Regions from separate parts of the Homo sapiens genome. Here region 2 is linked to region 1. Evidence: read pairs that join two places in POLR2A ChIA-PET (ENCODE). Cell type or tissue: MCF 10A. All regions are shown on one strand. Region 1 overlaps AURKA (aurora kinase A). Region 2 has its middle 60 kb from the start of MC3R.

What was found. ChIA-PET counts read pairs that join two places held together with the same protein. Peaks named below come from ENCODE experiments on the same cell type or tissue, not always from the same donor. Only the 100,000 strongest peaks of a DNase experiment are listed, where the experiment ranks them.
Region 2: POLR2A ChIA-PET joins it to region 1 with 8 read pairs; 1 of 35 experiments calls an interaction of 5 or more read pairs at or near these places.

What each region holds. Positions count from the first base shown.
Region 1 is chr20:56,371,858-56,375,857 of GRCh38, forward strand. It overlaps AURKA (aurora kinase A), which reads right to left. Exons shown (of 9, transcript NM_198437.3): 7 at 1,551-1,699. Among named protein-coding and RNA genes, the nearest start is that of FAM210B, 15 kb to the left of the region's middle. In MCF 10A, no CTCF peak of the experiment used is centred here; a DNase peak (open chromatin) is centred at 2,294.
Region 2 is chr20:56,186,445-56,190,444 of GRCh38, forward strand. No RefSeq gene overlaps it. Among named protein-coding and RNA genes, the nearest start is that of MC3R, 60 kb to the right of the region's middle. In MCF 10A, a CTCF peak has its summit at 1,593 (motif pointing right); a DNase peak (open chromatin) is centred at 1,577.

The DNA.
Region 1 (4,000 bases):
TATTTAGGAAATGCATTCTATTATAGTGCTTAAGGTTGAAGCATCATGATGTTTGCAACGTATTTTCAAGTGTTCACTAAAAAAGCAGATGCAGCCCTTCTGACTAAATGGGAAAAACTGCTGAACGTAGGCACTGTATAGACAGGTATGCCATCAACTACCAATTCCGCATTTTTATCGGTTTAGGTTTTTTTAACGAAGGTTGGAAAAAAGCTGGGAACAGCAGACAGCAAGCCAGAACAGTCTGTGTGGGTTCGTGTTGCTTTGTTATCAGCTGCTCTTCACCATGGAGGCTTACGTGGTCACAGCCCTGGTGCTGTGTTCAGCCAGGCCTGGCACCCACTGAGCACACAAACAGTCACTCACCACTGAATTGTGACGTAGGATTAAGAAGCTACCACTCTGGTCATCTAACCCCTCCATCAGCACCGACGGACTGAATCGGGGGTTCTCAAACTGAGGCAATAACCAGGAAATGATGATGATTAACATCTGGGATTTGGAGTGAAGTGACTATCGGTTATGTAAGTAATCTTTTCAAAAAGCAAGAAGCCATCTTTTCTATCACAATTCAACCGGTTAAGATACAGTTTAACTCTGCGATTCCATGAAGCCTGTAAGTCTTTATTCTGGTTTGTCTCACCAGATAACAGCTCCCACTAATGACAACCAGTTTAAAAAAAAAAAAAAAAAAAAAGACTGCAATAGCAGATTCAGTGCATTGCTGGAACAATTAGAAGTGCTCTGTAACAAAAGCAAAGGTTTTCTCCCTCATATTCTATTTTAGGCTATACTTTTTTTTTAACTAGCTTGATTTTTAAGTCATTTGGCTATAATTTGAGTCCTCCTCCAAAGTTGACAAAACTTCATCGGTAGATATATGTTTTAAAATGCCCCACTTCATGTGAAGTTTCAAAGCTTATTTAAACTCAAATTTAAAACAGTAAAGATATTGTAGTTCACTTGGAAAGCTAAGATTTGAATTGTTTTGAGACTGACATCTCTGCTTCAGCTGTGACAGGGGATAAGAAAGGACTATCCCTACTATTGACAGAGGCAGACTGAAGAGAATCTCTCACCACTGCCCTCAAAGCACCACCAAACTAATTTAGTGTTTCAAGTTCCCTGATATGGCCTGCACTCTGAGCTCTAGATCTTTGTCAGTGCTGTCCTCTGAACCATCTCCCCATCTCCTCATCCAGGAAGCAGCAGAGGTGAAGAGTTCCTCCCACTCAACATGTGGGCACTTCACCTCTGTCATATACGTGTCCTATCTGTTGACTCATTCATCCCTTCATTAGCCTCTAAGGACATTAAGCATCTTCAACCCTAGGCCTAGAACACTGCTAATAGCCCCAAATCTCCACAGAATAACACTTTCTTGCAAACCCTAGTTTATTATTAAGCCTAAATTACTCCAAAGTACTTCTGGGTTAGCCACCTACCCCTCTTACAGCACAAAATCTACACTGAAATATTTTACATTTAGCTCACGGTTAGCTCCCAGGGCTTTGGTAAACCAAACAACTTCCACCTCTAAAGTTACATACCTGGAAGATGGAGCATGTACTGACCACCCAAAATCTGCAATTTTAAGCTCTCCAGCTGATCCAAGAAGTAAGTTCTCTGGCTTAATGTCTCTATGAATAACTCTCTTCGAATGACAGTAAGACAGGGCATTTGCCAATTCTGTTATATACTGTTAAAACAATATTGAAAGCCTATGTTTTAGATTTTATATAACACAAGTTAATATTAGACATCTCTTCCGAAAGGAACACAACATAGATTTAACATGGTTTGCAGGTTTTGGCCAGGCACAGTGGCTCACACCTATAATCCCAACACTTTGGGGGACTGAGGTGGGAGGATCACTTGAGCCCAGGGGTTCAAGACCAGCCTGGGAAACATAGCAAGACTCCATCTCTACAAAAATTTAAAAATTAGCTGAGCGTGATGGTGCATGCCTGTAGTCCCAGCTACTTGGGAGGCTGAGGCAGGAGGATTGCTTGAGACCAGGAGGTCAAAGCTGCAGTGAGCCATGATCACACTTCAGCCTGGGTGACAGAAGGAGACCCTGTCTCAAAAAGGAAAAGACAAAACAAAAAATACATTTTGCAGGTTTTAAAGCAAGGATTGTAGAAATTATATAGGAGTCTACACACACACACACACACACACACACACACACACATCAACTGAACCAATTTATAGTGGTTAGCATGAAGTGAAATTACCCAATGCTTAGTCATCTCTGCTAATACAGCTGGTGTGATGTTGAAAGTCAGAAAAGACATTCAGCCAGTTAGAGCTAGCTCTTAGGCTGGTGCCATGTCAATGCAAAACACAGTTACTTTTGCACCAACCTAAAGTTACAACACCATACGGCAACAAATGGCCCTGCAGCCAGGAAGTAAGACAGTGCTGAAGAACTGGTACAAATTAAGGATTCAGATGTGTAAATACTGCCTTTTTCTTTTTTAGAAAAAAAAAATGAACTTTGCAAGTATAGTCAATTCCCTTTTTTAAAACCAAGGTCATTCTGTGACAGAAGAATTTGTTTAAAGCTAAAAATTTACTTCAAGAATATCAGGAGAAAAAATTATCCTGAACAATAAACAGAAACTAAAAAGCAGTTGCACTGACATATTAAATAGCATGTTAAATTTTGGGTTACACTAAGTCAGCATAGAAGTACATAAGAAATCAGTCCTTTTGTTAATTTTATTTCCTTAAGTTACTATCTTTTTTTTTTTTAATAGAGATGGGGGTCTCACTATGTTGACCAGGCTGGTCTCAAACTCCTGGCCTCAAGTGATCCTCCCATCTCAGCCTCACAACGTGCTAGGATTACAGACATGAGCCACTGCACCCGACCGAATTACCATCTTGTAAGAAAAGTTTTCCTGGCCAGGTGCAGTGGTTCATACCTGTAATCCCAGCACTTTGGGAGGCCAAGACAGGTGGATCACCTGAAGTCAGGAGTTCGAGACCGGCCTGACCAACATGGTGAAACCCTGTCTTTACTAAAAATACAAAAATTAGCCAAGTGTAGTGGTGCATGCCTATAATCGCAGCTACTCGGGAGGCTGAGGCAGGAGAATTGGTTGAACCCAGGAGGTAGAGGTTGCAGTGAGCCGAGATCATGCCATTGCACTCCAGCCTGGGCAACAAGAGTAAAATTCCGTCTCAAAAAAAAGCAAGAAAAAGAAAAGTTTTACAGTCCCTATCGCTAAGATTTAGCAAACAAGTCCAGTATGTATGTATTTACTTATTTATTTTTAAGAGACAGGGTCTCACTCTGTCACCCAGCCTGGATTGCTATGGCATGATCATACCTCACTGCAGCCTTGAACTCCTGGCCGTAAGCAATCCTCCCACCTCAGCCTCCTTCCGAGTAGCTGGGACTACAGGTGTGTGCCACCATGCCCAGCTAATTTTTAATCTTTCTTTTTTTTTTTTTTTTTTTTGTAGAGACAGTCTCCCCATGTTGCCTACGCTGGTCGCTAATTCCTGACCTCAAGTGATCCTCCCACCTTGGCCTCTCCAAGTGCTGAGATTACAAGCGTGAGCTACCATGCCTGGCCCAGAATTTATTTTAACATACAGATAACTGTTTGAATATTGAAAAAATATATTTAGCTCTGCCTAAAGTTTGAGAAGAGTTTGCTTTCTACAGCAATTTCTAGACAGGATTGAACATTATTTTACATCAAAAAGGTTTACTAAACAGATGAGTAAAAACCAAATGTCACTGTCAGAATAAACACTTTTCATTCTTTCAGCCCAAAACCGGAGATCAAAATTCAGACCACAATAAACTGAAGGCAAATACAAAGAAAGCTGCTCTTCTGACCACCAACTTTGAGTTGCTGATGCTTTAATTGCACACATTAAAGTTTGAGAGGGCAATGGATTTCACTCCTCAAATCACTTCCAGACAAGAAGCTATTAGTTTCATGATAGCCCTCTGGCACTGCCACTTCCTCCACACCTCACA
Region 2 (4,000 bases), 190 kb before region 1:
TGTCCTCTTCTTCTACCTTTTGTTTTCAAACTTTTTATGAAGACATAGATAAAGAATGATATCACTTTCCTCTTAATTCTATGAAGAAAATAAATGTAAGTAAAATATTAAAGAATGACGTTGGTCCTCCCTGTTCTAGATACTGTAAGGCATGGTGGGGATTTATGGCAAACTGGAGAGCTCCTGTCCTGAATGAAAGGGAAACTTTAATACCAGCTAGAGCTATGAATTGTATGCAGGAAATCAAGTTCCCAAAAAATCTCTTTTCTGACAGAAACCAGAAATCCAGATTTTTATGCAAACGTATCTGATTTTTAAATGTTGGCAAACAATTCAAAGCTTCATTTTTTTAATGCCATGCAGGCCTACGCTCTGTAGTTTAAACAAACAAGTATGGGCCACATTCTGCCCTTGGGACATGAATTTTCAACCCCTTATGGGTACAGTACTGCCCAGGGTGGCCCCTGGCCTAGTTCTGGCATATTTGTGCAAATAAGATAAAAGTGTTCCTTCCCCCACAGATATTTTACTGCCATTCATCAGAAAAATTGTCCTAACAAATATATTATACAAATCCAAGACACTCATTGTAAGCATGGTGCCCTCTGGAGTTGGACAGTGTGAAACCTATACACCTGTACACAGCAGCCCTGTTTTCATCCTCTTTGAGCTTTTCGGGATAAGCCCCTAAAATCCCACCTACCATCTAATTTTTTATTCTCTAATTATGTTTCTGCTAATATTTGACATTATATTTATACCTGAAAGACAAATTGGAGACTGAATTACATTATCCTATCAGGGCAAGTCCAGTAACTGAGATTAAAGAAGATTCAAGTGGGCTTTTTGGCACAAATCTTAGCCCCTGTCTTCACTTTGCGACACGTGACTCTGTGAGCCACATCTGCCTGCGACAGGATAATCTATGCCAAGTCTTCTGAATCCTTTCACTTTCTAGAAATAGATGGATGTTATTGTTTACAGACGGAATTTCCATTGTATAAAACCACCTTATCCCAGCTATCAATTATTGTCATTATCTGTAACTAGGCAAGTTCCTTACAATGTTTGCTGAAACTATCTCAGATCAGTAATTAACTCCCCAGCCACCAGCTCTTGCCTTTCACATTTTAATGAGGAGCGTGACCATGAAGCCATTAGAATGTGAAAAATGAAAGTTATCACCAGTTATCCTTCTTTGATACAACAGACTCATTTCCTCTCCTCTGCTGATAGAGGATCAACAAATACTTTTTCCATTTTTTTTTAAGTAGGAAGCCTTTAGAGGCCAACCTACTTAGTGTAAAAAGACTACCAGCCACCCCCTGAGGCAGAAAGCACATTGCAGAGATTCAGTTGTTTTTTTCCCTCTGGCAAAATGCCTTGTTAATTAAGAAGCACACCTGCATAATTTAAACACATCGAAGCCGGAGTCTAGCCAAGTGTGCAGCTGACTGTCTCCCCTAATTGCCCACGCTCACCAGCACCCACCCTCATTAATAACGAAAAGGCTGTCCTCTCTCAGGGGTGCTCACCAACAATTCCCAAAGAGTCAGAGAAGTGACTGGGCCAGAAGGTGGCACCAAATCCTGTCTCATTTTGATGTCAGCCAAATGAGAAAGCTCATCTCCTTACGGAAAGGAGATTTTGCAGACAGGAAGGAAGTCTGGAGTGGAGGGTTTGCACGCTGGTTAGACATTAAATGACTTTCCAGACAAATCTGGTTTTCCTTCATGCAGAGGAAACTCCATTAGGAATGTTTCTACATTTAAGAGGAATCCCAGAGCTCAAAAGAAAACTTGGTCAAATATTTGGGGCTGCTCTCAGTAAAACGAATTGATGCCCCTCCAAGGAACGTTTCATAAGCTGGAGTTTACCCTTCCAGTCTGGTCGGCACAGCTCAGAAGCAATGGGAAATGGCAATTAGCACAAGGCAAATAGTGGCGGATGAGACCAAGCCACCAAATGGCCCTTCGAATGCCGTATTCCAATGTGACAGGACAGAATGAGGCAATGGAGTGAGCACCAGACAAGGAGCCAGAGACTTGGGTTCGAGAAGTGGCTCTCCCGTAGGTCATTCCAGAACCTCAAATCATTTCCTGCACAGAAGTTTGCAGTGGAGCAGCCCTGATACGCGACAGGTGAGGGATGACGTTGGCGTGAACGTGGTGAAAAGGAAACGCTTTTACACTGCTGTTGGGAATGTAAATTGCTACAAACACTATGGAAAACCGTATGGCGATTCCTTATTCGATTCAGCAATCCCACTACTGGGTATCTACCCAGAAGAAAAGAAGTCCAATATGAAAAAGACACAGGCACATGCATGTTTATAGCACAATTCACAATTGCAAAGATATGGAACCAACCTAAATGCTCATCGACCAACGAGTGGATAAAGAAAATGTGGTATAGGCCAGGGGCGGTGGCTCACGCCTGTAATCCCAGCACTTTGGGAGGCCGAGGCGGGTGGATCACCTGAGGTCGGGAGTTTGGGACCAGCCTGACCAACATGGAGAAACCCTGTCTCTACTAAAAATACAAAAAAATTAGCCGGGCGTAGTGGCGGGCGCCTGTAGTCCCAGCTACTTGGGAGGCTGAGGCGGGAGAATGGCGTGAACCCGGGAGGCGGAGCTTGCAGTGAGCCGAGATCCCGCCACTGCACTCCAGCCTGGGCGACAGAGCGAGACTCCGTCTCAAAAAAAAAAAAAAAAAAAAAAAAAAATTTGCCGGGCATGGTGGTGCATGCCTATAATCCCAGCTACTTGGGAGACTGAGGTAGAAGAATCACTTGAACCCAGAAGGCAGAGTTTGCGGTGAGCTGAGCTCGTGCCATTGTACTCCAGCCTAGGCAACAAGAGCAAAACTCCATCTCAAAAAAAAAAAAAAAACAGAAAGAAAATGTGGTATGTATACACCATGGAATACTACTCAGCCATAAAACGGAATGGAATAATGGCCTCTGCAGCAACTTGGATGGTGCTGGAGGCCATTATTCTAAGTTAAGTAACTCAAGAGTGAAAAAATAAATATACACATTCTCACTTATAAGTGGGAGCTAAGCTATGAGGATGCAAAAACATAGTGATATAGTGAACTCTGGGGACTCGGGGGGAAGGGTGAGAGAGGGGTGAGAGATAAAAGACTACATACTGGGTACAGTGTGCACTGCTTCAGAGACGGGTACTCCAAAATCCCAGAAGTCACCACTAAAGAAATTATCCATGTAACCAAAAACCACCTGTACCCCCAAAAACTATTGAAATTAAATTTGTTTAAAAGATGTAGCAATATATGTTGGGAAAGAAAAAAAAAGGACAGTGTCAGGGGTCTCCAATGCCTGGGATCAAATCCTATCTCTGATGCGTTTGAGGCAGGTGACTTTGGGCACGTTACCTCATCTTTCTGTACCTCAGTCACCTCTTCAGCATCCTCATGGGGTGGTTGTGAATATTAAATGAGATTATGTCCATAGTGCTGTCAATAAATGGTAATGGTTATTCTTAAGAATGAGCTAAAGGAAAACTAATTGGAAATAAACTTACTGGGGACAGACCTTTATCAGTGGCTGGAGGCCCTGTATCAGGACAAGGGCTAAGTTGGAATTGTTGTCATGACCCCATTAGACCCACATGTTGGAGAGGTCTAGGAAAAATCCGGTCAGTTTACCTAGTGTTGACTATTTACAGATTTACGTTACAATTACATTAAATGTTTATATACATCATCTCATTTACTTTAAACAGAACATCTGTGAGTCAGGAATTTAAGCCTCAGAGAGTTTAAGCAACTTCCCCAAGGTCACACAGTCCCTTTGTAACTTGAATCTACATCTTTTGTAGGCAACAAAAGTAGAAATGGGATTACAGGTGCACACCACCATGCCTGGCTAATTTTTGTATTTTTAGTAGAGACAGGGTTTCACCATGTTGGCCAGGCTGGTCTCAAACTGCTGACATCAGACGATCCACCCACCTCGGCCTCCCAAAGTGCTGGGATT